Regions from separate parts of the Mus musculus genome. Here region 2 is linked to region 1. A link is a loop called in an ENCODE intact Hi-C map of the cell type or tissue named here. Cell type or tissue: heart. All regions are shown on one strand. Each heading gives the region's core, and the rest is flanking DNA. Links, peaks and the distances in the headings are about the cores only.

What was found. Hi-C counts contacts between places; a loop is a spot of excess contacts. Peaks named below come from ENCODE experiments on the same cell type or tissue, not always from the same donor. Only the 100,000 strongest peaks of a DNase experiment are listed, where the experiment ranks them.
Region 2: it touches region 1 in a loop (7-fold over the local background); 4 of 42 quality-filtered maps call a loop at or near these places.

What each region holds. Positions count from the first base shown.
Region 1 is chr3:60,612,153-60,620,006 of GRCm38, reverse strand. It overlaps Mbnl1 (muscleblind like splicing factor 1), which reads right to left. Exons shown (of 10, transcript NM_020007.4): 5 at 6,487-6,744; 6 at 4,234-4,387. Among named protein-coding and RNA genes, the nearest start is that of Mbnl1, 110 kb to the right of the region's middle. In heart, for the core only: no CTCF peak of the experiment used is centred there; a DNase peak (open chromatin) is centred at 4,756.
Region 2 is chr3:60,758,494-60,766,347 of GRCm38, reverse strand. No RefSeq gene overlaps it. Among named protein-coding and RNA genes, the nearest start is that of Gm38326, 26 kb to the left of the region's middle. In heart, for the core only: a CTCF peak has its summit at 3,261 (motif pointing right); no DNase peak of the experiment used is centred there.

The sequences.
Region 1 (7,854 bases), core at 3,436-5,935:
ACAAAGACTATAATTTGAGACAACACAGTAAGCGCAACTTAATGCTGGGTCTAGATTCTGTGTAAGCGCTGCCCTCCAGGGCAGGAGGACTGGGAAAGAAAACGGCAAAGGAAAATGAAGGGGCAGAGTGTGTTGCCTAAGGAACACTGAAGCCCTTCAAATATTATTAAAGTTAAAGGTTTTGAATTGAGTACGATGCTACTGTTTTCGTACTGTATTCCATTCTCTTATGCACAACTGAGCCTGCGCGTGCTGGAAGTGAGCTGACCTTTCTCCATAACCTTAGCTTGTCCTGACTGAATTTTAGTTGGGGTTATCATCCTCATTATCATCGTAACCGATGCACACAGTTTCAGAAGGGATTTGTAGCAAATAAACACAAGGCAGCGATGGCAATACTAGCTGGGGTGCAGTAACTCACAAGTGTGGACACGGTGCTGTAGGACCCTCTTACCCAAACCAAAAGCCATTTTTGAAATGACCATAATATTCATCTTTACTTCCAATGGGTTAATTTACTAATGATGCCCAAATAGTCAATTTAAAGTTTCCCTCGGTTTTTCACACAAGACAAAATTTAAGCTAATATGTTGATCAACTCCCAATTTCCCCTAGAAAGATGTTTACACAGCAGAATGGTGTGGTTCTGAGAAATGTGTCACTGTGATTACATTATCTTTTAAATTAAAATTTTGATTATCTGTGTGAATATAAAAATACTTATATAAAATAAGTAAATTAAAGGTATAGCTAAGGAGAAAAACATAAATAGAAGAGAGAAAATGTTATAGTCAGGAATCTAATTGGAATGTCTTTGTGATAATTTTTGCTTATTTAAGTTGATAGTAAGAACTATAAAGATAATTTGACATACTCTAAAAATAATAAATATTGTTTTACTACTTAAAAATTTGCAGTCAATAAATTGTTAAAACTGAGATTCAATTATGTAATAGTTTCCTTATTTTTACTATTTATAAATATTTCAACATAAATTTTAAAAACTATAAATATTTATACTTATATTGATTATAATAAAAGCAACAGGTGAAAGATTTCTCTGCCTCGCTGGTCCAAACATCTACATCACCATCTAACAGTTTCCTGGCCTTTTCTTTATTTCTAGTAGTAGTGTAATGTGAGCCAACATATTAGTTGTCTTAAACTAGTTTAGCTCTTTAAAAAACTGTCTGATGGCACTGGCTGAGAGAAATATGATAGGTAGAGAGAAGTGATATGCTTCCAAGGAAGTTAAAATCATTATGGAAAACTGAAGATGGAGAACATGGAAGTCTGTGGAGCCATGAGTTGTTGGGGCCGAGGGCCATTCCTTCCCATCGCCTTGCCATTGGAAGATTCTTAAGGCACAGACTACATATGAGCTTATGAGCTTGGTCCAGGATGCTTGTATTCAAGGTCTTGCAAACATGTAATGGCTAAGGTGAATCATGGGGACTGAATGAAAATAGGAGAACATCTTCAAACCTGGGCTACACAGGGTAAGAGACAGAGGGGGAAAGATACTAGAGGATAGCCTCAAAATTCTCTCAGGAATGGTCTTTACTTCCTTCAGGTCCAGTGAAGTTAGAACTTGCCTTTATTTATATTTAAGGCAAAAATAAAATCAAATAAAATCAGTGTCACTGAAAGTCTTATTTCTGGCATATCAAAGGGGTTAAATTAATTTCTATGACATAAACGGGCTGTAGATTATAGCTGGTCTGTTTATGATCAGCTTAATTCTGAAGATTAAAGATAAAACAAGAAACTGTGTAGCTAAAACTGAAAAATCAATTAAATGAGCAAAAAACCCCACTGAACTTAATAAAGCAGTTATACTTAATATATTTTAAATAAGATAAAGGGCATAAAAAAAGGTGTGGAGTTTGGGGATTTGTAAGGGCTGTATTCTGAAATTCCTTTTAATGCAGTTATATGACAGGCTCATAGCTATTGAGAAACAAGCCCAGTTCCCTTAAAGTTCTGCTAAAAGTTTCCAGAGCCATGTAACTTATGACAAATCGCTACACTTCACTAGGCCCCATATTTCTCACTGGGAGCATGGACAGTCAAGCCAAACTTTGGGTTTGAGGAAAAAAAGGAGAGAAGACATCTAAGAGGTATTTGGCAGGCAATTACTGAGTCATTACTCAGCCAATGGTGACTCTTTGGAATGGAATGTGGAAAACAAAGAGGAGCACTGTGGGGCAGGAAACACTGCCCCTACCTGCCCCTACCTGTTGGCAGGTCTAGTGTAAATACCAGCATCCTGCAGGGCATGTAATCATGTGTGCTAAGTGAGTCAAAGGCAAGACAAAGACAAGGAGAAGAGAAGGAAGGAGGGAAGGAGAGGCCAGGGAGCTGAAGACAGAATGATGGACAGACACATGGGGTGGGGGTGGGAGGATAGAATCATGAATGGTGGACCAGATGATCAGATGCTATGGAAGTCTAAGTCTTTTCTTACATTAAATATGTGGGGGTTTTGTTTGTTTGTTTGTTTGTTTGGGTTTTGTTCTTTTCTTTTAGGTAGATGGTTAGCTAGAATCCTTGACTCATTGTCAAGAATCTAGTTCCTATATATGTAGTCACCTGTTCTATGGAGCTAGCACACTGTGCTTCCCTGTAATTTCAATGAAACAGACCCACACATCTACAGTTACTGTTGAAGCAACACACCTCATAGCCCTAAAAATCCAAGCTGTGAAAAATACAGTGTATTTTCTAAATTATACTGTAATTAATAGAATATTTCACCTGTATTAATTCTATAGTATATGCATATAAAATAAGCTAGATTTTGGGAAATGAGCTTATTCTGTCCAAGACACTACACATGTGATTATATTTGAATCTATGGTAAGGCTGACTTCCTTTAGTTCTAGAGGGAGTTTAAAAAGATAAAATCGCCAATATTTTCAAGCCAAAGAATTTGTAAATAAATACACAAATGTCTCAAAAACCTGGACAAAAATCACTAGACATAGCAATTTGTGCTGTGTTTGTCTGTGCAACCCTAGGAAGCAACCACTCAAGGATTCCTATCCACAAACACAACAAGATGGCCAGGGAGCTGCATGAGGCCTTGGGTACCCCTATCAGGCAGTCTGAACAAGGTATCCAAGAGCACACCTCTCATTTCATCATGGAATATTTTAATGAAATGTTTCAGCTAGCTGATGTACATGATGCACCTGATTCTATGTGGAAATGGCCAGTTTTCAGAAATGAACTATACAAAAAGTTTTGTTTCCTAGTAACATCTAATATGAGCATGATGTATTAATTTTCTAAGTCTAAAATAAACTGTCTCATTCTCTAATATCACAAAAATGTGATACTCTAAATACTGTCACCATAGCTCAATGTGCTAGATTTGTGATGCACATACCTAGCCATTCACTTACTAATTTGTTAATAAATTATTTTATCAAATATATATATTTCAAGTGTTCTCAAAGTAAAATTGTATAAGAAAGAAAAAGAGATTAGTGTGTCTTGGTAATTAATTTCAAAGCATAATGTAAAAAAGATGTATGAAATAAATTAAGAATATTCAAATAGTAAATTTCTAACCAACTAAGTGAGCTACTAGTATCTTATCCTTAGATCTCTGTGCGTAGGAGTATATCTATGTGACCAAACTGAAAAGGAACTGAAATCACAGCTGCATGACTCAGCACTAAACAGGAATGCCAATGGATGACTAAGCAGTAAATTTAACACCAAGGGAACTTAGGGCTACTTCAACTTCAGCATAGGAACAAGAATAATTTTGCCATGCATAATTAATATGAAGAGCACATTGTAAGAGCTCGAGAATAAATAAATTTTCACTGTCTTCTTTGCAAACTGAAGGTTGAAAATGTCAAAATTGAGTCATTTCATAAAATTGTGGAATCTTGAAGGCAAAGGGGTCTTACAGCAGGAGAGCATCATAACACAGCTTGACAAACATACAACAGTGTTGAGGAAAGAGAAAAAGAGAGAGTATTTCAATTCCAAATAGCATAAACACCAGAAATATATAAAGCATGTCTGTGTCAGAAAGCTTAAGTTTTCTCTTTTAAAGGAAAGCCATAAGAAAACCGAATGTGTCTTCCCAGCTGACTCGCTTACCATTCGCCCTCCCATGGCTAACAGCTGACCTGCGCTGCAGGTGTTTCCTGCTTTAACAGTAGCACCCCGAGGAGATCATAGCAGATGCATTCCAGAGCAAACCCAAGCCCTTACCTGGTGGGAGAAATGCTGTATGCTGCTGTAACTGCATGTTGGCTAGAGCCTGTTGGTATTGGAAAATACCAGTGTTAAAGACTGCGGTGGCACCGTTGGTTTTTTCAAGAGCAGGCCTCTTTGGCAATGGGGGAAGTACAGCTTGAGGAATTCCCTGTTTAGTGAGTAGTATAAAAACAAATACCAGTAAAAAGAGAAAAAGAAAAAAAGAGAAATCAGTTGTAGGCTAGAACAGTTAGGGGGCACGAGCAAGCAAGCAGCAGAACACTTAACTACCCAGGGGGACAATCCAGGTGACAAAACCAATTAAAGAAATTAAGCAAGATAAAAGCTTTAGAGGAAGCATTATTTTGTCCACAACAAAAGCCCACGAGTAACGAGAGCACATGTTATAACGCGGAAGGTCTTTTATGTCCCATAATGCTTCGGGCTTTCTGTGAGAAGCCATCTATTTGGGGAAGAAGGAAAGCTGCCGCGGGAGCCCCGTGAGGACTGCCAAGTAGAAGCACTGTTAATAGTTAACTGTACAGTGACTGGCTGGGTCCTGCCAGCTCTGCCCTCCCCAGCCTGCTGACACATGCAAATGTCCCAGAGCATGCAAACTCTTCTGAAATACTGCACTCTATGTTAAAAAGAAAAGAAGCCTATCACTAAAGCCATGCTAACCACACAGGTACATAAATATAGAGTGAACACCACACTTTATCGTCCTCCGAGTCTTTCATTAGAACGTTTTACAATATAGTTAAACTGAATGTGGGCTGCTGGGATTCCAGTCTTTCATTGTACCTTATCCATCTATGTATGCATTTTAGGTCTTTCTGCTCATTTTTTCAGGAAACCACACTCAGATTTTCATTGTACTTAACCACTTTAAACAGGAAAAGGATTATATCTATTTCAATCAGTTAAAAACAAAACAGAACAGAACAAAACAAAACAAAACCAAAACCAAACCAAACCAAAAACAAAAACCAAAAAAACCTGTATCTACAATAAAGCTACATGCCAAGCTAAAAGGTGAAAGGTCATAGTACCAGGTCAAAGGTTGCCTCGAGGGGTCGCTTCAGTGATTTGACAGCCGACTGAGTCTTAATTAGCAGGCAGCGAGCACATGATGGCAATGGGCCAGTGGGGTTCAAGCGCATTAACATAAACAGCAAGCAGAGGTGCATCATGGGGGCAGCAGTGCATTTTGGGTAGGTGAGAAAAAACAAATAAAAAAACAAATCATCGGAATGCCATATACAACGAATAACAAGACTAAGCATGCACAATAAAGGCACTATTGAGTTGTTATTGGAGGATAATTCCTCTTTGTAGTTAATTTCAAATAATACTCTAAAGAAAAAAAAGGGGGGGTGGTGAAAGAAAGAGAAAAGGAGAGAGTCTGCCTTCTGTATTTTTGCTCAAGTATCCATAAACAAACACAGAAAAGACCTCTCTCATGATCATTTTACTGTGCCATGACAATGATTTTTGTATGAATATTTAAAGAATAAGTTATATATTTATATTAAAAAGGACAGCGTTAAAACAGCTAAGCCAAGAAGAAATGGCCTCCTTAAACTCATCTACTAGGTCTCATTGAAGTTGATCTTAAGATAAACCACTTAGCATCTACCCTAAATGATCCTTACTTATTTATTCATTTTTTAAACACTCCTTGAGTGCTAGTGCTCTTCTCTTCCCTGTATAGTGGCTTAGTCAATATTTGGCACTGTAATAATCATGTTTCTGCCACAGTAGGCCTTCACACGATCTCGACAGCGGATCATTCAAAAGGATCATTGCAGCTAATTTAAAAACAATTTTGTTGAAGCTATTCTCCTAAATAGTTTCAGATGATGTTATTAAAGGCAAGATAAATGTAAAGAAGAGCCTTGATGTGGGGAAGAACACACTCAAGGAGAACAAGGGCCAGCTGGATGGCATACAGAAATCAGAGACTGGAAATGGCAGTGTCGTTCAATCAGAAAGGCGACAAGTGGTTCCTTATGAAGCAGGAATTTCAGAAACCCTACATCCAGAATGAGACAGTCTTAGGGGTTAGGCTAAGAGGATGAGCAACATTTGAGGAGTTATCCTTGCGTCTGTGAATGGTAGCTTCTTTATGTATTGTGTGGGATACCTGAACAAACATATCTTCAGCAAAACGGGAGGAAGAGGTTAATAGATGAATAGCTGGCAGTAGAGAAATTGTTCACTATCTTTTCTGATTGCTGACAGGAGGGCACTGCTGTCTCCACTCACCATGGCAGCTGCAGTAGCTGCAGCCTGTGCTGCTGCAGCCTGGTTGACCTGGTATTGGGCAGCCTTGATCTTGGCTTGCAGGTGTGCGGGAGGATGGAAGTATTTGCACTTTTCCCGAGAGCATCTCCCCTTGATGTAATCCATGCAGACAGTGACTGTGTTGTCATTGGTATCAATCATTGTGCTGTCAGCAGGATGAGCAAACCGACAGTCATTTTCTCCTCTGTTGCAATTGCCACGCTGGTACTCTCGACACACCTATGAGGTCATTAAATGCACGGGATTCAGTCAATATGAGCATGCGGGTCCTTTCTGAAAACAGTAATCCAACTATCCAAATTGGTGACCAAGGGTGTACATGGAGGGAGAGGGCAAACTAGAGCAATGTAGTGGCATAACTCAGCAGTGCTTAGCATTTAAATATTAGCACATTTCCAGGGGAATGTTCTTGAGAAAGAAAATATGTTTACAGTGAACAGAGAGCATATAATGAAACATCTATCCACTATTGTGTTGGTTTCCTTATTAATTAGAGAGGGGGAAAGTCTGGATTTTATAGTGAGGAGAGCCAGCAGCCATCATTCTCACCAAGTAAATGCATAAAGATTGAGACACAGGGACACACCACTCTGTTGGTGTGATTCAAAACCAACACACCACATCACGGTATTTGTATCATTTCCTATTGTTAAAACTGAGGACTACCAGTCAAACCAGATAGGAAGCATTTTATAAAATAATCAAACATTGTTTCAAAGTGCCATGCACACTACCAGGAGAAAGATTAAGTCACTGCCGTGGACAGTGATCATGGAGCCTGAGAAGGGATGCTGGCAGGACAGCTGCTTACACCTGCTGCAGGAGCCCAGGAGACACTGCACCAACTGACATCCTGAGCCGGAGTCCTGAAACCACACAGTGGGAGGACAGAACTTACTCCTGCAAACCATCCTTTGCTGTCCACATAACACTCTGGGGCATGAGTGCATGCATGTGACCAGACACATGGACAAATAAAGAATCAATGTAATCAAAACTTAAATCTGATTCAGGTATACAGATCATTTAATTTATAGTAAATGAAAGTTAAATTTTTGGATTTGTAAGCAGTACTGAAGTTATTTAGTCTAGTGAATATCAGGCAAGAACTTTCAGCTGTATACTTGTAACTCTTGGATAAAACAAAATTGTTCCAAGTAAAAAACAAAACATTCTAGCCGGAGAGCCTTTCTAACCAAAATGTTTCGAGGAGTCACTTTTGGGTACAAGGCAGCTGTAGAAAGTGGATGGAGAAAGACACTCATGTGTGTTACTGTGTATTTGCTTTGTATCTGTTAATTTTACTGTATCCGTGGGAGGAGGTAAAAT
Region 2 (7,854 bases), core at 2,250-4,749, 150 kb before region 1:
CATTGGCACTTCTCAGGAGCCCATCACCCTATAGTGGGCATAGAGTAAATGCAGTCTAGCATCTCCTATTTCACTTGCCCAAGCAGCATTCCCACACCCACCTGGAATGTCATTTAGTCTGTCCCACAGAGTTCCTACACCCAGTGGCAAGGCTGCTTAGTGTGCCAGCAGAGTTCCTATGCCCCACTGGAAAGGTTGAATGTGGGACCACAGACTACTAGCGAGGTATCTCTTTCCTTGCACTATCATTTTTGTTCAATAAAACTTCTGACAAAAAGCACTGTCCACCCATGCAGAATAATTGTTTGAACTTATGTTTGAATGGATTTTCATAGTCATTTTTATATATGCTTATTTTTTTCACTAATCCACCAACTACTTCCTTCTCTCCATACATGGCTGTATATCATGTATCTGTGTGTTTTTGTGTCTGTGTGTCTATTTCTGTGTGTGTCTGTGTGTCTATATCTGTATGTGTGTGTATCTGTGTCTGTGTATGCTTGTGTATGTGTCTGTGTGTGCTTGTGTGTGTCTGTGTGCCTGTGTCTGTGCCTGTATCTGTGTGTGTTTTGTGTGTGTCTGTGTCTATGTGTCTGTATGTGCTTGTCCCTCTATGTGTGTGTGTGTCTGTGTGTTCAATGGAACAGTGGCTGGATCATGGAGCAGTTCAATTATTAACTTTTAAGCCATATTCTTTCCACTTTCTGTAGTGGATGCTTTTATTATCATTCCCACCAATGATGGTCAAGCATCCCTTTCACTCACACTCCAGTAGCTCTTCCTATCTTTAGTCTTCTAGGCAATTTCTATTGCTACTGGTGTGAGACAATGTCTTTCCTTGCGTTTCTCTGACAACTAGTTAAGGTTGGACATTTCTCATCTTCCTTAGAGAAATGTGTGCTTCCTTGGAGGGCTAATGACAGTGTCTTGGCTGGTTGAGCTTTTTGTTTGGTTTGGTTTGGCTTAGGGCTTTGTTTGGGGCTTTGTTATGGGATGTTTGCTACTGAGATTTTGAAGCTCCTTTTGTGTCCTGGATGTCAACACACGTACGCATTACAGATAGTCTCTCCGTTCTGTTGGTCGTTTCTGCCCCCTATTGCTTGGTTTCTTTTCCCTCCAGGCTTTGTGCTTTGATATAATTCCAGTTGTTAATTTTGTTGTTGTTGTTTTCTTTCCTGTGCTTTTGAGATCTTATCTAAAAACTCTGCTCATTTTAATATTCTTGAAATTTTCCAATTTCTTTCAATGTTTGGATTTAAACCCTAAATTTTTTATGAGTTGATTGCTGCAACTAGTAAGAAGTAGAGGATCAGAAAAGTCTATTGAGTTTGTTTGTTTGTTTGTCTGTCTGTCTGTCTGTCTGTTTGTTTTTCAAAGTCTTGCTTTGTGGCCTAGAATGGTCTCTGGACTGTGCTTCTCCTTCCTCCACCTCTGAATGTTGGGATAACAGGCAGACACCTCCACACTCATGCATGACCAAAGTAATTTTTACAATAGCTAAGGATGGATTTGAGCACAGGATTGTAAACTATGCTTTATGATAACAAAAGCAACTTGCATCTGTTTGCATCATCTATACGGCTCAGTGGCTATGTTCATACAGACATATACGCAGAAGGATAAACTTACACTTGAACACTTGCCTGATGAATGAGCTAGAGCACTTAGTGCAATAAACCACCTACCTTCCTGGGTGCCTCCTTTAATTATAGTTAATATTCATGCTACATTTTCTTAAAAAACATTAAGAATTTGGGAGAATCATATTGAAATTTGAACATAGAAACTATTATGGCAAAAAATGTTGGCAGCTCATCTGTTTTGTGTCTAACTTTTCTCAACTATGATGTTTGGTTAAATAATACAAGACCATAAATCTATTACTATATATACTAAAACGAAGTCTGTATGTGAAATTGTTTCAATTTCTTTTCTGTATATTTTATTCTTACTGTTACTATTTTTAAACATTTTTTTTCAGTGTCAAGGATCAATCTCAAGGCCTTGTTTATGCTAGGCAAGTGTTCTACACCAAAACAACACCCCAAACCCTTAAATACATTTCCATTTGGTTGTATATGGATCACATTGCCTGTTCCTCGGTGTGTCCTGTTACTTTTGAGTGCATATTGAACATTTTGTGTGTCATTCTTGAGTATCTGGATTTTCTTGCCCTCTTTTAAAGAACATTCTGTCGCAGGGTTAAATTACAGACTAGTTTGATCATTTAGGGTCTTGGAGTCTTGTTTTTAAGCTTGGATACAATGCTTCTGAGGAACTCGCTCAGAGATAATTTCAGGAAGATGTGTTCCTTTAGAGTTTACACCAAATGTCTCCAAGTTTAAACAAATTACCTGATTCCTTTGTGCTCTGGTTCATGCATTCTAGCAATATTCTGTGCATAAGTACTTGTTAGCTCTTTCCCGGTGTCCTAGCATTCTTTTATATGATCTGTCTAGTACTCCAGAAAGAGTTGGAGTGGTTATGATGTGGATATCTGGACATGGGCTCTTTGTTGAGAACCTGTTATCAGAAACTTAAACTACGTGGTTTTAAGAGTCACTTCTACATAGCTCAATTACTGTTACTGTTAGCAGACATTTTCTGTACTTTCTAAAAGTGTTATTTTTAGGTTGCTTAATTTTCCAAAAAAAAGTGTCATTTAATAATGACAATCTAATTTTCTGAAATATGAGAAACATTGGAAAGAAACAAAAGGAGATAGCCAATTAAAATCTATACATATAAAGTCTATAAATCTGTAGTTATATTAGCATTTTGATAACAAGAAAACAAAAACTAGGTGGCAGGGAGCTTCATTTTATTCTTTTTCTGTCTGTCCTCACTTCATCTGTCAGACAATGGGACAATCAAATCACTACAGACACTTTTAGTATTCAGTACTTCTGAGAAAATATTTATCATCATAATTCACACTTAAAGTGGGTAAAATTCTGACAGTTGAAAATATTTTTTAAAAATTTGAGTGCTTAATTTTCCACATAAAGCTATCATCTGATTATTCAAATAAAATTATAAATTGTGACCTTTCTAAAGAGCTGTGAACTTTAAAACACAGAATTCAATTTTTATGACATAAACTCCTGTTCTCTTTTTACTGGGACAAATCCAGAGAGACAGCCTTGCATGGCAATGCAAACTAGACATCATCAGAGAAGCAACAACGTCACTCTTCCTGAATATCCTCCCCCAAATTAATAAGAGCTTTCTTAAATAATGGCCAAGATTGGAGTTGATACTGGCCACCAGGTGGCAGCCATAACTCAGTAACATGAGCAGCCTTTCTGCCTTCTGCCTTCTCACCTCCATATTCCTTAGCACAAATTGCCATGTTTACAAACATTGCTAGTATGGTCATGAATGCTGCTAGTAACTCACTTTCTTCCTTCCCTCCTAAAAACATGCAACTCCCATTTGACGAGCCCGACGTCTCTGAGTCCTATGTTTTCTGTACTTCATTCATATACATATATACATACATATATATATATATATATATATATATATATATATATATGTATTTCTTGATGTGATTCTTTTCCCCCTTTCATTGTATTTTCACCTCCATGGCAGAACAGTTCCTAGAATTTACTCGGGTAGGCACTAAGACCTGCTTCCTCATTTCTTCCTTCTTCCTGAACAGGAAGACTTTCCCAGAAGAAAAATGAACTAAGTCAGAAGCAGAAGAAAGAAAGGAAGGCTGCAGATAACAAATTCCCTGTGATACTGTCTTCTCCCAGCAGACATCCCTGCCAATTCATCTCTAGGCTGCTGAGCTTTAGGAATTTCTTCTTCGGGTTTCTTCTTGGTTTCTGAAGCCGCCAGAGTGAAAAGCAGAGCTCAAGTATAGCTCTTCAATCAGATGCTGCTGGCAATGACTGACTTAGTTAAAGCAAGGTTTTAATACAGACTATAGGAATTATAGGAAGATTATAGGAATAAGGCAGAAAGTTGATGTGGAGATAATCTTTCTCAGAGGTCCGTATGATTTTCAAAGGAAGGGTCCATGTATAGACTACACTCTTCAGGGCTCACAGAGAAATCAGAGCTCACCATAGCTAGAAACAAGGTATAACTGCCTGTTAGGTTTTCTTCAGCAGGAAGTCTGCACAATACCTGGGATGAACTCTGAGGGAAAACATTTCATGAAATGCCAGTGGCTGTGGAAGAATTACTCAAATAAAATACCTTAACTTCCCTGGGTAGAGACCAGACCATTGCTTATAGAGTCATTATGAAATGCATATTTACTTTAAATGTGAGTTCTTGAAAGAGCTACACATATTTATCAAGATAATGTCTTTAGTTCTAGGAACAGAGATTACAGACTGATGCTTTGTACACATCCAATCTCCCTTGCATATATAATATAAGGCAGAGAATAATGCACATAATTCCACTTTATAAGGAGCAAATAGAAAATACTTATCAGCATAAACTTCACATTCATATTGTGTTCAAATTCTATTTACTTAGCTAGCTTTGTCATCTACTTTTAAAAATCTAAAGTAGCTCTCTCGTCTTGAACATATTTCTGTAGGGTTCTTGTTTTTTAATCCATTTGACACTGTCTTTTTTTTCATTCATTACATGTTGTTTTGTCCTTTCTTTCCACACACACAGGCACATGCAAGTGCACAAGCACACGCATGCACACACACACATACACACACTCACACACACTCACTTACATGTAGAATGTTCACATAAAGGCAAACATGGTGTTTATCTTTTTTGAGCATATAATATTTCATTTAACATAATCTCTCTGGTTCCCTTCATTTCCTGCTAATATTATTTCACTCTTTCCTATTCTGAAATTTTCATTACTATGTATATGTACCACATTTTTGTCTATCATCACTCCATTGGACATCTAGACTGATTTCATTTATTAGCTATTTTGAAAAGATATATCAACTAACAGGGGTGGACAACCATCTCTGTAGCAAGGTAGGCAGACTTGGAGTCCTTGGGTACATACCAAAGAATAGAAGAACTTTTAGATAGCCCTAGTGTTGCTTGTCTTTTGATGCTTGTATTTGGGCTACGGACTCAGAATGAATCTTGTACACAGGTGATTTCTTGTGAAACTTCTCCCCACCTTAACTTGTAAAATATAGGGTAGAGCTGATGATTGGGTAATGGAAGAAAGGGTGGAGCTGAAAAGTTTGGGGGAGAGGGAGGAGAGGAGAGAAGGGGGGTGATTGGAGAAGGAGAAGGAAGGAAGATGGAGGAAGAGGAAGACGATCCAGATTCTGTGTGGCTTAAATTAGCCACAGGTAGCTATGAATATCATAAAAGGAAAAACAATTGGGATAATTTGTCTAATCTAAGTGGGCAGCTTGTATCATTATCAATTGGCTCTGTTATTGTTGTGTGGGCATCTTGTGAATTGAGAATTTATTGATATATAAATCTGACTGATTAATAATAAGCTTCTAGAGTTTTGATTTTACCAGGTTACAGGGATTTGGGACCACCAACCATAGGATGTAGATGGCTGAGAAGGTATGGGTGGCTCTGAGTAAGGCAAACTGGAGAAGGGAAGATCGCCAACTGTGACTAGTCTAGAGGAGGTGAGATGGCAGCAGTGGGCATAGAGTAGCTGGGTATAGCGTGGGATGATGCCATTTTGCCAGTATTTCCCACAACAATATCTGAGTATTTGGAGTGCCTTTCTCTAGATATGACATGGCCGCATGTTCTTAGAACCGTTGTGTTTTCTTGATGCATTATCTTAATTAGCATGAAGTGGTCGTTTTATGTCTAATGGTAAATTTCTGGTTTGAAGTCTACTTTAGCAGATACTTTACAATAGCTACCCCAACTTTTTTTGACTCAATAGGTTAACTACATCATTTGACTCTGCAGGTGTCTATACTGTGAACAATAGACTAGCTTGAATTTTTATTTTTAATCCTTTCAGCTGGTCACTATCTCTTCATTAGTGAGTTAAGCCATTTGTACTTAAGACTGTTATTGAGAAATGTTTACCAATTCCTGCAATTATATTTGTTCTTTGACTGATTATGTGAATCATTGTTTGTTCTTTGCTTTTTCCCTAGTTTATTTAGGAATTTATTTGTGTTGTTGTTGTTGTTGTTGAGCATGGCATATTTCTTCCTAGATCTCATCTATTCATCATGTTATTTTCAATGCTCTCATGATTGAATCTGTCCCTCTTCCTGTTTGTATAAATGTCTCCTTTAGTGCTTGTTTAGTGGTTATGGACTGCCCAGTTTGTGATTGCCTGAAATGCCTTCAGATCTGTCCACTGTAGGAAGTACCTTAGCTTGCAAGTAAAGAACAAAATAATGCATCTTCTTTCTATAATTCTCTGCAAAGCTCTTAAATAATATACGTGTCTAGATACTATATAACATGTTAAAGAAAGCATGCTTGGATTGCTGTGTTATATAAGGAAACACACACCCACTGACCTTTGAAATATAAACACTAAACTCTAAAAGTATAAAGCTATTCTAGCATTTGAAAATTTTCTCTCTTCTTCTGGTTTCTGTGGAGGCAGATTGAAAATCCTGAAGTTTATTCAGCACAGTGAAAATCAGAGTCAGAACAATAACAAATTGGTTAAAAATGCCTTGAATATGGATAAGTAGCCTCTTATAATGAACAACAAGCATATTTTGAGCCTCTCTTAAACCAAAAATAAAGGCAACATGACTTTGAGAGAAATGCAGAGCGGTGTGTCCAGCCATGCTGCCTTCCACATGAGAGCTCAACATTTCTCTCCCTGTGCTTATAAATTCTGTACACAGTGTACTCAGGGTTCCATTGATGGACATTGCCAGAGCACACTGCTCTGACATTGCCCTATTACACATTTCTGTATTAAAAAGTTTCTAAAACTGTATTACATGGACTTGCATTAAAAACTAACACACACAAATTTCTAAATAGGACTTTCTAATTCAAGTCACACTCCTGTTCCCTACTAAGGAGATGGTGGCATGAGGAAATGGTGGCAAAGGAGAATCAGACAGATAACCTGGAGCAAAATGCCAGGGTTACAACTTGTCTTCTAACTGGATGAGAGACAAAGATCTGACTTTCATGAGTAAAGGGAGATTAGTTCATTTTGTAATTGGTTCTGTTCCCTCAGGCAGCACACAATACCCTAGAAGTCTTAACAGCAAAGAACTGCACATTACCTGGGCAGGTGTTGAGCAAAGCTTTGTATTTTAGAGTTCATACTCTGAGCCTTGCCCAGTTTTGGAGAGTGCTCTTGCATCATCTCATTGACCTTCAAATATATTCTGGCATTTTCAAATAACTTTGGTGTGGTGGTAGTGCGTGTGTGCATGTGTGTGTGTGTGCGCGCGCGCGTGTGTGTGTGTGTGTGTGTGTGTGTGTGTGTGTGTGTGTGTTAGTATGCTCATGAAGACAAAGTGTGTTTCTCTTTTTCCACTCTTTTTTTCTTCTTGAGACAGTCTCTCACTGAACTTGGTATGCAACCATTAGCTAATCCATCTGGCCTGGGCTTCAGGTATGCATTTCTACGACTAGAAATGGCTGTGCTAATGCTCTGATTCAGGTATTTCTGCTTGCTCAGCAAACACTGAGTCATCTCTTAAGTTACTTAATGGCTTAACAGATGACATTAGCTTAATAGCTTAATGGATTCATTAATGAATAACATTCTAAGACATAAACCTGATGGTTGTCTTTCCTTTTTCTCCTCCCCGACTCCTCCCAGATTATATCCTTTTCCTTACCCACCCAATTTCATGATCCATCTCCTCTCTCCCTCCCTCACTCCCTCCCTCCCTCTCTCCATTCATCCCTCCCTCCCTCCTTCTTCTTCTCCAT